2 separate regions of the Homo sapiens genome follow, and region 1 is linked to region 2. Evidence: read pairs that join two places in POLR2A ChIA-PET (ENCODE). Cell type or tissue: Caco-2. All regions are shown on one strand. Links, peaks and the distances in the headings refer to the core of each region. The heading gives the core; the rest is flanking DNA.

Region 1 (5,358 bases), core at 217-5,216, 390 kb before region 2:
CCCAGCGAAGAGAAACCTCTGCTCTGGAACTGTCCCACCCACTGACCCTCAGACACATAAACAGGGAGGCAGAGGAAACTAAGGAAGTCCTCACTTCGTGTCACTGACAGGCTCCTGGAAACGGTGGCTTGAAGGGGAAGGACACATAACAAAACCAGTTTTTTTTCTCTCATCCACGTTATAAGGAAATGACGTTGACAGAAATGTCGTTATCTGAGGACCTGCCGTCTTCCTTGCACTTCGCGTGGCAGTTTGCAGGAACCGTTGAGGCTGTGCAGTGAGCGCTTTCCGCACAGGGCAGGCAGCCTCCCTCACCTCCTGTCCCCTCCTCTTCGTGACACATGGGAAGGGGTCACCTTGACCAATATGTCTTTAAACTGCGTGTGTCCACTTAAATACGCACATTTTTTCAACAAATGTATTGGGAAATTTTTTGGAGATATGTGACAATTTGAAAAAACTTGCAGATGAGCCACACGGCCTAGAAATATACAAAAAATTAAGAAAAGGCATGTCATGAATGCAGAGACCATATGTAGATGCTGTTTTATCATTTACTACCACAAAATATATACAAATCTATTATAAAAAGTTACAATGCATCAAAACTCACACACGCAAAACTTACAGACCACACACAGCACCATTCACAGTACAGAGAAAGGTAAACCACTGTCAGGATACAGCGTAAGTCGGGGCCTGGAGGCTCATGGCTATAATCCAAGCACTTTGTGAGGCTGAGGCCGGTGGATCACTTGAGCCCAGGAGTTTAAGACCAGCCTGGGCAACATAGGGAGTCCCTGTCTCTGCAAAAAATTTTAAAATTAGCCAGGCACGGTGGTCCCAGCTACTCAGCAGGTTGAGATGGGAGAACTACTTGAGCTCAGGAGGTCAAGGCTGCGGTGAGCCGAGATTGCACCACTGCACTCCAGCCTGGGTAGAGTGAGAACCTGTCTCAAAAAAAAAAAAAAAAAAAAAGAAAAAAGAAAAAAAAAGAAAATCATGGAGGAGAAAGGACATCTGCCTGAACAGGTATTTTTATGCAGGCGCAAGTGCCCTATTAGGGAAAAAATGCCACAAAGGACATGAATTAGGAAGGAAGAGGAGCGAGCACCAGTCGGGAGAGGCTGACTCTGCTGTTTGTGCACACGCTGCCGGGTGTATCAGCAGGACTGCCCTTAGCTATAAAGCCGCTAACCCTGAGCCTCGAACAAGAAAGACAAACAGCAGCTGCCAGTCTTCTGGTTGCACGAGAAGGCCTGGGCAATGAGAAACACTTTTCCAGATGCTTTGTCCCTGAAGCCAGGAAGTACCTTCCAGTAAGGGACTGCCTTTTACAGTGATTTCATCTTGCTGAATGCCCCTGGCCACGAAGAACTCATGAGTTCAACACCGAAGGCTTCATCAGTCTACCTGCTCCCCAAACACAATGAGCCTTACTCTAGATCTGGGGTCCTAAGGCCCTTTAGGGCTCATTACACAGTCCTCTCAGGACGGCCAACACGGTGGCAGAGAACCTCACAGAGGAAACATGATGACAGCTGGAAGGACTGCACCACTGAAGACGCCATCGTTGTTATAGGAAGAGCCGTGAAGGCTGTCGAGCCCACACAAACTCCCGCTGGAGAAAACTGTGTCCACAGGCTGTGTCTGACCTCACGGGATTTATGACAGAGCCAATCAAGGAAACCACGAGAGGTCGTGGATGTGGTCAAAAGGGAGGGGAGAAGGGTTCCATGAGACGAATCGTGCAGCAACTCAAGAGAACAGAAGACGACGCTGTGGAGCCAAGTGCCTCCTCACCAGTGCCAAACACAAACGCACCATCACCTGGCAGGACTCTCAACACTCGAGACGGTTTTTGCTTTCTTCTATGACACGGACCCTTTTCTAAAACAGGCACTAAAACTAAAGCAAACAGTGGAAGGAAGACTGGGACCACACAGAAACCGTTTAGAGAAATAAAAAGCAAGAAAGCCAGACAGAAGGCACAACGTACCTCCATGAAGTGACACGGAACACGCCTGCCTCCCCTCTACTGCCTCCACCTCCTCTGCCGCTGCAACCTGGGGCAGGACAAAGGTCTTCACGAGGCTCCACCTGGGGCAGCCTGGCCGGGACAAAGGCCTTCACGAGGCTCCACCTGGGGCAGCCTGGCCAGGACAAAGGCCTTCACGTGGCTCCACCTGGGGCACTTCCTGAGCAGAAGGCCTACTTCTCTTTTGTGCGACGATCTTCTCTAGCTTCCTTTACTGTAAGAACACAGTACGGAACACGTGTAACACACAAAGTTTGTGTCAATCGACCGTTTGTCACTGGTAAGGCTTCCAGTCAACGGTGGGCTATGAGCTCAGTTTTTGGGGAGTCGCAGGTTATATACACATTTTTGACTGTACAGGAGCTGGCACCCCCAGCCCGCAAGTTGTCTGAGGGTCAACTGCACACGTAACGGGAGTGCTGCCCTTCTAACTGAGCCCCTGGAGGGCCGCCCAGATGTCCGGCAGATGTCCCACACCTTTTCCAGCTCAGCGTTGACAACGCACCATCCTAGAGCAACGGTGGCAAATTCTTCTTGGCCTGACAGAGACACTTTATGGAGAAAAAAGTGACAGAGTTCACACAGCCCCTTCAGAGCTAGCACGCTGGCACCCAGGAACCTTCCTGGGCGTGAGGCTGCTGTCACTAAGACCTCTCCTGTGAACCTCGCATCAGCAGGTGGAGACGGAAGCAGGGCCCTGGAGGAAGCCCCGATGGCCATCCCCGGCTTGGGAGCAAGGCTGGTCTCCACAAGGCCCCCCAGCTCCACTGCGCCCGCCCCAGCCTCATCGCGCCACACCCCAGCTTGGGAGCAAGGCTGGTCTCCACGAGGCCCCCCAGCTCCACTGCGCCCGCCCCAGCCTCATCGCGCCACACCCCAGCGACCACAGGCGAGTCTTGCTCCAGTCATGTCTGGACTGTGTGACCCCCGCTCCCTTTACCGGGCTCGTTCCTATTTGCCTTCCAGGTCTCCATCCGAATGCCACTTCATCTGAGTCTACCCTGACCGCTGTTCAACTGGTTCCCCCGCCCATGGCCCATGCTCAGCAGACCCTCCTTGCAGGTGGAGACCCAGCCAGGCAGCTTCACATCCAGCTCTGCTGCTTACTGGGTTTTGAGAATTGGGGCAAGTAACAATCTCTTCTTGCCTCAGTTGCTCCATCTGTAAAATGGAGATGCCAAGGAAGATCCATCTCCCAAGGGCAGTGTGAGGATCGGCGGGGTCAAAGGCACGAGTGCTGGCACAGCACACCCCCCGGAGGAGGGCCAGGACCAACATGCCCACTCAAAGGCCACGTCCCCACGACGGCCACACCTGCAGGGACTGACAAGCATGTGCTGGGGATGCAAGACCAGGGACACTGCTGGGCCCTTACGGGGAGTGACGACCAAGGAAGGAGAGAAGGAGAGAAGACAACTCAGGCTGGCAGGGCAGAAGGGGAGGCGGCCGCGGGAGCACCTGGAGTCAGGGACACCGTCATACGGAAGACGAGGGGAAGCCCTGAGCTGGGCTCGGGCCGGTTCACAAGAGGCTGCAGATCTTGGTGCAGACTTTGTTCTTTGTCTCAACAGCCACGGGCAGCCACTGATGTGCGTGGAGAACTCATAACCACCACGACGTCTGAGTGAAGGAAGACGGTGGCCAGTGAGCTGGGTGGCCAGCAAGCATAGAGCGCTGGCATCAGCCAGAGCCCTGAAGACCACCTGCTCCCCTCTCCCTCGCGCTGGGTCACACCCAGGCGACCCGTGGAGCTCTGGTGGCTACAGAGGCAGCATGGCCCAGTGGTGGCCAAGGCTGAGCCGTCTCTTCTCCACATCCAAGACCACGGACTCCGGGCACACAGAAAGGCATGGGTCTCCGGCTCAGCACCTGCAGGCACTTCCTCTATGAACATTTTCATCAGCGACACTCTCTGGCCTCAGCTTCGGGAGGAACTGGGCTGTGGAGAGCAGTTTCCATCGTAAGGATGATGTATGGAACTTCGCAGCCACCGTAGCTGAGGGAGCAGCCAGTCTCCCTCTGGGTCCGAAGTCACTGGCAGTCAGGGTCAGGGCCAGGATGGGGGCTGCACCCCACCAAGTCAACCCGGACCTCTCCCAGTCTAGACTCTGCAAGCCACCTGCCACCCACCACCTCCACTCAGCTGTCCCAGGCATCGTCACAACGCTCCTGACCCTCCACCTCCTCCCCACTCCCTGCTCCGCACAGAGAGCCAGGTAGACAGCTCTCCTCCATGGGGCACCCGGAGACAGGACTGGCTGCTGCCCAAGGACAGAGGGCTGTGTGCCGGCCCCTGGGGAGACGCACGGTGTGCGGAGATGGGGCAGATGCTAGGTGGCAATGGTGATTCTCCTTCAGCCGGACTAGACGGATATTCACAGGTATCTGAAACAGGACGCCCTCTGAAACAGGCCGCAGCTGCCAGCTTAAATAAAGGAGACAGAAAAAACCCACCTTGCTTTCCCTCCAGTTTTGGCCAATCTGAGGCTTTCCTCACGACAGCAGAAGAGCCAGCGCTGCAGCATCACCCAAACCACAGGCCCCCTGGCCAAACGGGTGCTCCAAAACCCAGCGTGCGCCCCGAGACTTACACGGGTGCACTCCACCTTGACACCTCTGATAAATAAAATACCGGGTGAATTCCCAGCGTCAGGAGTGCACATCTGAAGCCCGTCCTGTGCCAGCGACACCTGAAGCCAGTCCTGTGCCTGCGTCACGTGGAGCTCGTCCTGGGTCTGCGTCACCTGGAGCCCGTCCTGGGCCAGCGTCACCTGGTGCCCGTCCTGGGCCGGCGACACCTGGAGCCCGTCCTGGGCCTGCATCACCTGGTGCCCATCCTGTCCCACACCTGGAGCCTGTCTTGTGCCACACCTGGAGCCCTTCCTGGGCTGGTGTCACCTAGAGCCCGTCCTGTGCCACACCTGGAGCCCGTCCTGGGCCTGCATCACCTGGTGCCCGTCCTGTGCCACACCTGGAGCCTGTCCTGGGCCGGCGTCACCTGGAGCCCGTCCTGGGCCGGTGTCACCTGGAGCCTGTCCTGTGCCACACCTGGTGCCCGTCCTGTGCCACACCTGGTGCCCGTCCTGTGCCACACCTGGAGCCTGTCTTGTGCCACACCTGGAGCCCATCCTGGGCCGGCGTCACCTGGAGCCCGTCCTGGGCCTGCATCACCTGGTGCCCGTCCTGTGCCACACCTGGAGCCTGCTCTGGGCCGGCGTCACTTGGAGCCTGTCCTGTGCCACACCTGGAGCCCATCCTGGGCTGGCGTCACCTGGAGCCCGTCCTGGGCCTGCATCACCTGGTGCCCGTCCTGCGCCACA
Region 2 (5,358 bases), core at 141-5,140:
GCTGTGTGGTGGCTGTGCCTTCAGGACGTGCAGTCAGGAATTCCTAAGGGCCCCTGAGCCTGAGGACTGGGGATGGAGCCCTGTGGCCCCTGGCTCTCAGCCTCACCCAGCCCCAGGCTTTGACCTCAGAGCTGTCCACCCAGAACTGCTGGGGCTCCTCAGCCCCCTGGAGCTGGGAGCTGGGCGGAGTCACCCTCAGACGGTGCACCTGCCCCAGACCTGCTCCAGCCGCCAGCCAGTCTCTCAGAGCCAGCCGGGCCCCTCTGGCCACACAGGCCTCGACCCCTGCACGAACCCGCTGGAGGTGATGCCTCACCTGGAGGTCTCACCCGCAGACTCCTGGGATGGGCCTCTGGTTCTAAGGACAAACTGGCTCCTCCTGGGACCCACCTGCCTCAATGGGTCTATAGGGACCCAGGCTGTTGTCAGCCCCCAGGAGCAGCCAAGGCCCCCGTGCATCCTTGGCCAGTCAGATTTGTCACACTGGGATGAGAGACAGGCCAGAGGGGCCTTGGATGGCTCCCGTCCAGCCATCACCCCTGCCCACTCTGTTCCTGGGGAAACCGAGGCCCAGGGAGATACAGACCCATGGCTGGCTTCCTGAGTCACAGAACCTGGGGGAAGCGCCCGGCCTCTCCCACCTTGGTCTGCAGGCCTGCAAAGCCCTCCATCTCCCCGGCCCCTCGCCCTGGGCAGGAAGGCGGGAACGGGGACACTGGGCTCTGGGGAAGGGAACTCACAGGTTAGGAGCTCCATCTGCAGGAATCTCGTGCTGTCCTCAGAGCTGGGCAGGGTGAGAGGCAGGTCCCCTGGGAGGCAGCCCCCGACACCCAGCCACTCTCTGGCAGCCTCCCAGGCCGGCGTGGGAATGTGGCTGGCGGGAACGGGGCCTCTCCCCTGGGGAATCAGCTGCTGGGTGCTGGCCAAGAACGCTCTGATCCAAAGAGGAAGCAAAGTTCAGCTGCAGCAACTTGACCCAGGACAGCTGGGGAAAAATGGGCGGCCGGGGCAGGGGCAGAGACTGTCCAGACCAGGTTGAACTCCAGCCCCTGCCCTGGTCTGATCCTTAATCTCAGCTACAGTCTGAGCCCTGATCCGAGCTACAGATTAAGTCTTGACAGACACAGTCTGCGTGTCTACTCCAGCTATGGACTCATCCCTAATCCCAGCTACAGGCTGGCCTCTGATCCCAGTCACACACTGAACCCTCATCCCAGCCATACACCAAGTCCTTACCCCAGCCGCAGACTAACCCCTGAGGCCACCTATAGGTCGACCCCTCACCCTGGTCACAGACTGAGCCCCCATCACCAGCCCAAATTGACCCTTGATCCCAGACTAAGCTGAGCCCTGGTCAAAAGCATAGACTGACCCCTGATCCCAGCTACAAACTAAACTCTGCTCCCAGCCATAGCCTGAGCCCTGACCCAGGCACAGAATGAGTTCCCATCCCAGCCACGGGGTGACCTCTGACCTCAATCAGAGCCTGGCTTCTGATCCCAGGCACAGACTGACCCTGGCTCCAAACCAACCTTAGCCTCAGCTCTGCGGATCTCCAACTCAAACTCTGCCCAAACCCCAGACTGAGTCCATCCCGAGTGGCATTTGCCGAGGGCGAGCGCCTCCCGCCACTCTGGAAGTGACTGTCGACTCTGCTGGGCCCCATCATGCCTCCCTGGCTGCCATGTCCCCTCCTGGCCCTGCACTTTCAAGGGAACTCGGGCCAGCTGGAGCGGGTGCAGGAGGGAGGCCAGGCGCAGGCCGGAGGGCAGCTGAGGGAGCCAGGCAGGCCAGTGTGGGGCTGGGAGGCCAGGTCGCCGGCTTGCCAAGTGCCTGCTGTGTGTCAGCACGTCCCCTCCACCACCTCAACTCTTCCTAGCCAGCACCAAAAGGTGGAGAGCCAGGCTGGACGGGGCAGCAACGGCAAAGCAGACAGCAGGTGCATGGTGGCCGAGCTCCAACCATGTCCATCCAAACCCAACCTGGTTGGCCCTTGCTGGAGACAAACCCCAACCCCGTCCGGCAGATGCCCACCTGCAGGGTGGGACTGCGGGGGTGGCAGGGGCTCCTGGGTTGGTGGTGTGCCCCGGGGTGCCGGAGATGCCTCGGACCGGGAAGCCAGAGCCACGACGGGTCGGGGCAGGGGTCGGGGCAGGGCGGGGCAGGGGTGGGGGCAGGGCGGGGGCAGGGGTGGGGGCAGGGCGGGGGCAGGGGTGGGGGCAGGGCGGGGGCACCTGCACTCTCAGCCCTTGCAGCTGCCAGCCTGGGGTCTGGTGCTGGGAATCCCATGCTGGGGGAGAAGAAGCTGTTTATTGGGAGCTGAGCGATCCTCTAATCTCTGCCTTATCGCCGCCTGTTTGCCCAGTGAGAGTGCAAACACAGGGGTGGAGGTCACAGGGCTGTGGGGAGGGGCCCACACTATTTGCCTGACTTCTCCCAGTGGTGTTAAAAATAGCACAGAGCTCTGGGCTCAGAGGGGTCTACGGAGTTCCCGCCTGGCCCCTGGCTCACGGGCACCAGCTGCCAGGTGGAGGCCTGAGGTATTGACACTCCCCGGCTCTGTGTTTGGCTTCTGATAGCGGCCCAGGAGGGCGTGGCTGGAGGGGCCCTTTCTCAAGAAAAGCCCAGAGAAGTGGTGTCCAGCCCCCTGCCCTGCCCACCTCGCCGCCCCCCACACCATCCCAGCCCACACCTGGACTGGGGGCAGGGGGGACCCAGGAAGCCCAGCTGGAGCACGGGGAGGGGCTGGAGGCTGGCTCCCAGCTCCCTGCTGCTGCCAGGACTGGCTGGGGCTGGGGTAGTGAAGCCCCAGGGAGAGGCAGGCCCAGTGCCGAGTCTGAGCCCATCCAGGGAGCCCCGTGCTCTGCCCCTAGAAGGCAGCATTGCCTGGTGGTGGCGGCACCTGAAGGGTTCCATGACCTGGTGCAGCCGCGGAACTGTGGAGCCTGTTTCCCCAGCTGCAAAGACGGGTACTCATGGTTCCTACGTCCTGAGGTGTGGCAGAGATGGATGCAAAGCTCATTGCAATGCAGGCATCAGCACTGCTCCACAGCCTCCAAGCCGAGGCCCTGCCTGTCCTAGCGTGCTTCTCACGGTCATCCCCGCCTGGTGGAGGACACAGGCTGGTGCCGGCTCCTGGCACCCCGAAGAAGATCCTTTTCCTTTCTGAGTTGAATGAGATTTAATCACCCTCATTACCTGGTTTACAGTGCCTCTGGGGTGCTTCAAAGCTCTCCTGGCACCAGCAGCGTGGGGAGCCCTCCCTGCCCCCGGGAGACGGATGTTGGCTGGAAGATCCCCAGGTTCATGGAGCCACGGGGCCACCCCACAGGCTTTGGGCCCAAAGGACCTGGAGAATGGGGCAGGGAGATGATGGGTGGGCTTGGTGCCCTTGAGGCGCCTCGACGGGGCCACCAGACCGGCAGGTGCCATCACTGTATCTGCCCGGCACAGACACAGACTCGCTCCACCCCCAGGGCTGCAAGGCCAGGCAGGGTGGGCCCGGCCAAGGCGGTGATAACACAGTGGCCATCTCGGGGGTGGGCCAGCTCGGGCCAGGGCTGCGGCGCCACATGGATGGGGCCGGGGCATCTTCCTGAGCACCCCTCCACAAAAATAAAAGTAGTAAACAACATCATATTTTATGTCTGTGCTGGCATAAAGACAAATATATTCATATTATGTATTAAAGCATTTTCTTGGCCCTAAAAGTTCAGTTTTTTTCTCCTGATTTTAAAAGAAATTAAAATATTTCTGTGAGGCCCTGCAAGCCTCCCAGGTGCTGGTGTTCGGGCCTAAAGCCGGAGTCGGCCCGCAGGGGATGCCAGAGCTCAGAGATGGGGACCGAGAGAGGGGTTAGAAAAGCGTCTCAGAGCCATCGGGCCGGGAGAGAAGAGGCAGGAAGAAAGGGGGGTCGCAGAGACGGTTGTGGAGGCCAGCTGGTCCCAGCAGCCGTGCCTGTGGCCACAGCGGCCGGAGGTGGCAGCAGCTGGACGAGATCCCGCAACATCCTGGAGGCTGCGGGCGGGGCGCGTGGAAGTTGGGGGCTGCGGGCGGGGCGCGTGGAAGGTGGGGGCTGGGGCTCCGGGGAAAGTACTGCTGCTGGGGTCGGCTACGGTGGGGCCTGGGTCCAGCTTTCTGGGGACTCAGTGAGCAGGGGTGCTGAGGCCCAAGCTGGCTGCCGGGGAGATCAAGTGGCTGGCCCGAGCCCCAGGCCTCAGTTTCCCCACCTGTACAAGGGAGGGTTGGATAAGAGGGTCTCCAGAGAGGTTCCTAAAAGCCAAAGGAAGAAATTGTGGTGCTGGCGGAAAGGGGAGTGTCATCTCGGTCAAGGGGTCTTCACCCAGTATTCCAGAAAGGCGATGGGGTGAGGCAGCTCCCCCCGGCCCCACAATCACTGTGTCTTCCAGCTAGAGCTCAGCCCTCTCTCCCGGGACTCCTCCTGGGGTCTGCCTGCCCAGGGACAGACGCCGGGCCAGCTGCCAGCCGGCCCTCTGTCCCCCTACCTGTGGGCGAGCGCCTCCCCCTGCCTTCTTGCTCCCTCAGGGAAGCTGCCATCAATCAGGCCCCAGCGTTTCCTGTCACTGCGCAGGTTCCCACGGCCTCTGCCCTTGACCCCCAGCCTGGGCATGGCCCGCCCACCCTCCTTGGCCCCCAGCAGCCCCTCAAGGACGCAGGGCAGGCCCCCCGGGCCTGGTGGTAGCAACCCTGCCTCATGGACCTGCCTGTCCTGTGAACACTGGGAGAGCCACTCAGAATCCTGGCTTCGGACACCGCCCTGTGCACCTCGAGGAAGAAGCTGCAGCTGATGGCACAGGTGAGCAAGCGGGAACTCCACAGGCTCCCTGCCCTGGGTTTGCCCCTGGGGCCCTCGGCTCCTCTCCCCAGCAACCTGTGTGTCCGGGATTCCCCCGCCTCTGTCCTGTGTCCAGCTGGGGAGTGGGGCCCCGGGATGGATCGTGGGAACAGCCACGGGGCCACTGAACAAGGCTTGAGAGGGCTGGGCAGGGTGGAGGCGGCTGCACCTGTGCCTGTCTTGCTGGGGGGTCCCTGGAGACTGGGGTCCTCGCCTGGGCCCTGTGCCCACCACTCTGCACTTTGGTTTCCTGGTGGCATCAGGACCCATCACTCTGGGCCAGCCGAGGGCTATCCAGCTAGGACACCCAGGCCTGGTGGCTGCCCAAGGCCCCTGAGCCTGGGCCCGGTCAGGGCTTCCCAGCCCCTTCTCCCTTCTTGGCAAACAAAGGCCCTGCCAGCCATATGCTGCGACTCTGATTTGTTGGGCGGGGGACCTGGGGCATTGGGCACACCTCACCCCACCCACCCTGGCACAGCACAAATGCTTCTTAGCCTGCACAG

What was found. ChIA-PET counts read pairs that join two places held together with the same protein. Peaks named below come from ENCODE experiments on the same cell type or tissue, not always from the same donor. Only the 100,000 strongest peaks of a DNase experiment are listed, where the experiment ranks them.
Region 1: POLR2A ChIA-PET joins it to region 2 with 6 read pairs; 2 of 35 experiments call an interaction of 5 or more read pairs at or near these places.

The regions. Positions count from the first base shown.
Region 1 is chr9:136,231,961-136,237,318 of GRCh38, forward strand. All of the region lies in intron 1 of QSOX2 (quiescin sulfhydryl oxidase 2), which reads right to left. Among named protein-coding and RNA genes, the nearest start is that of QSOX2, 11 kb to the right of the region's middle. In Caco-2, for the core only: no CTCF peak of the experiment used is centred there; no DNase peak of the experiment used is centred there.
Region 2 is chr9:136,624,470-136,629,827 of GRCh38, forward strand. No RefSeq gene overlaps it. Among named protein-coding and RNA genes, the nearest start is that of LINC01451, 10 kb to the left of the region's middle. RefSeq lists an enhancer at 5,234-5,358. In Caco-2, for the core only: a CTCF peak has its summit at 746 (motif pointing left); DNase peaks (open chromatin) are centred at 172, 912, 2,442, 2,872 and 1 weaker place.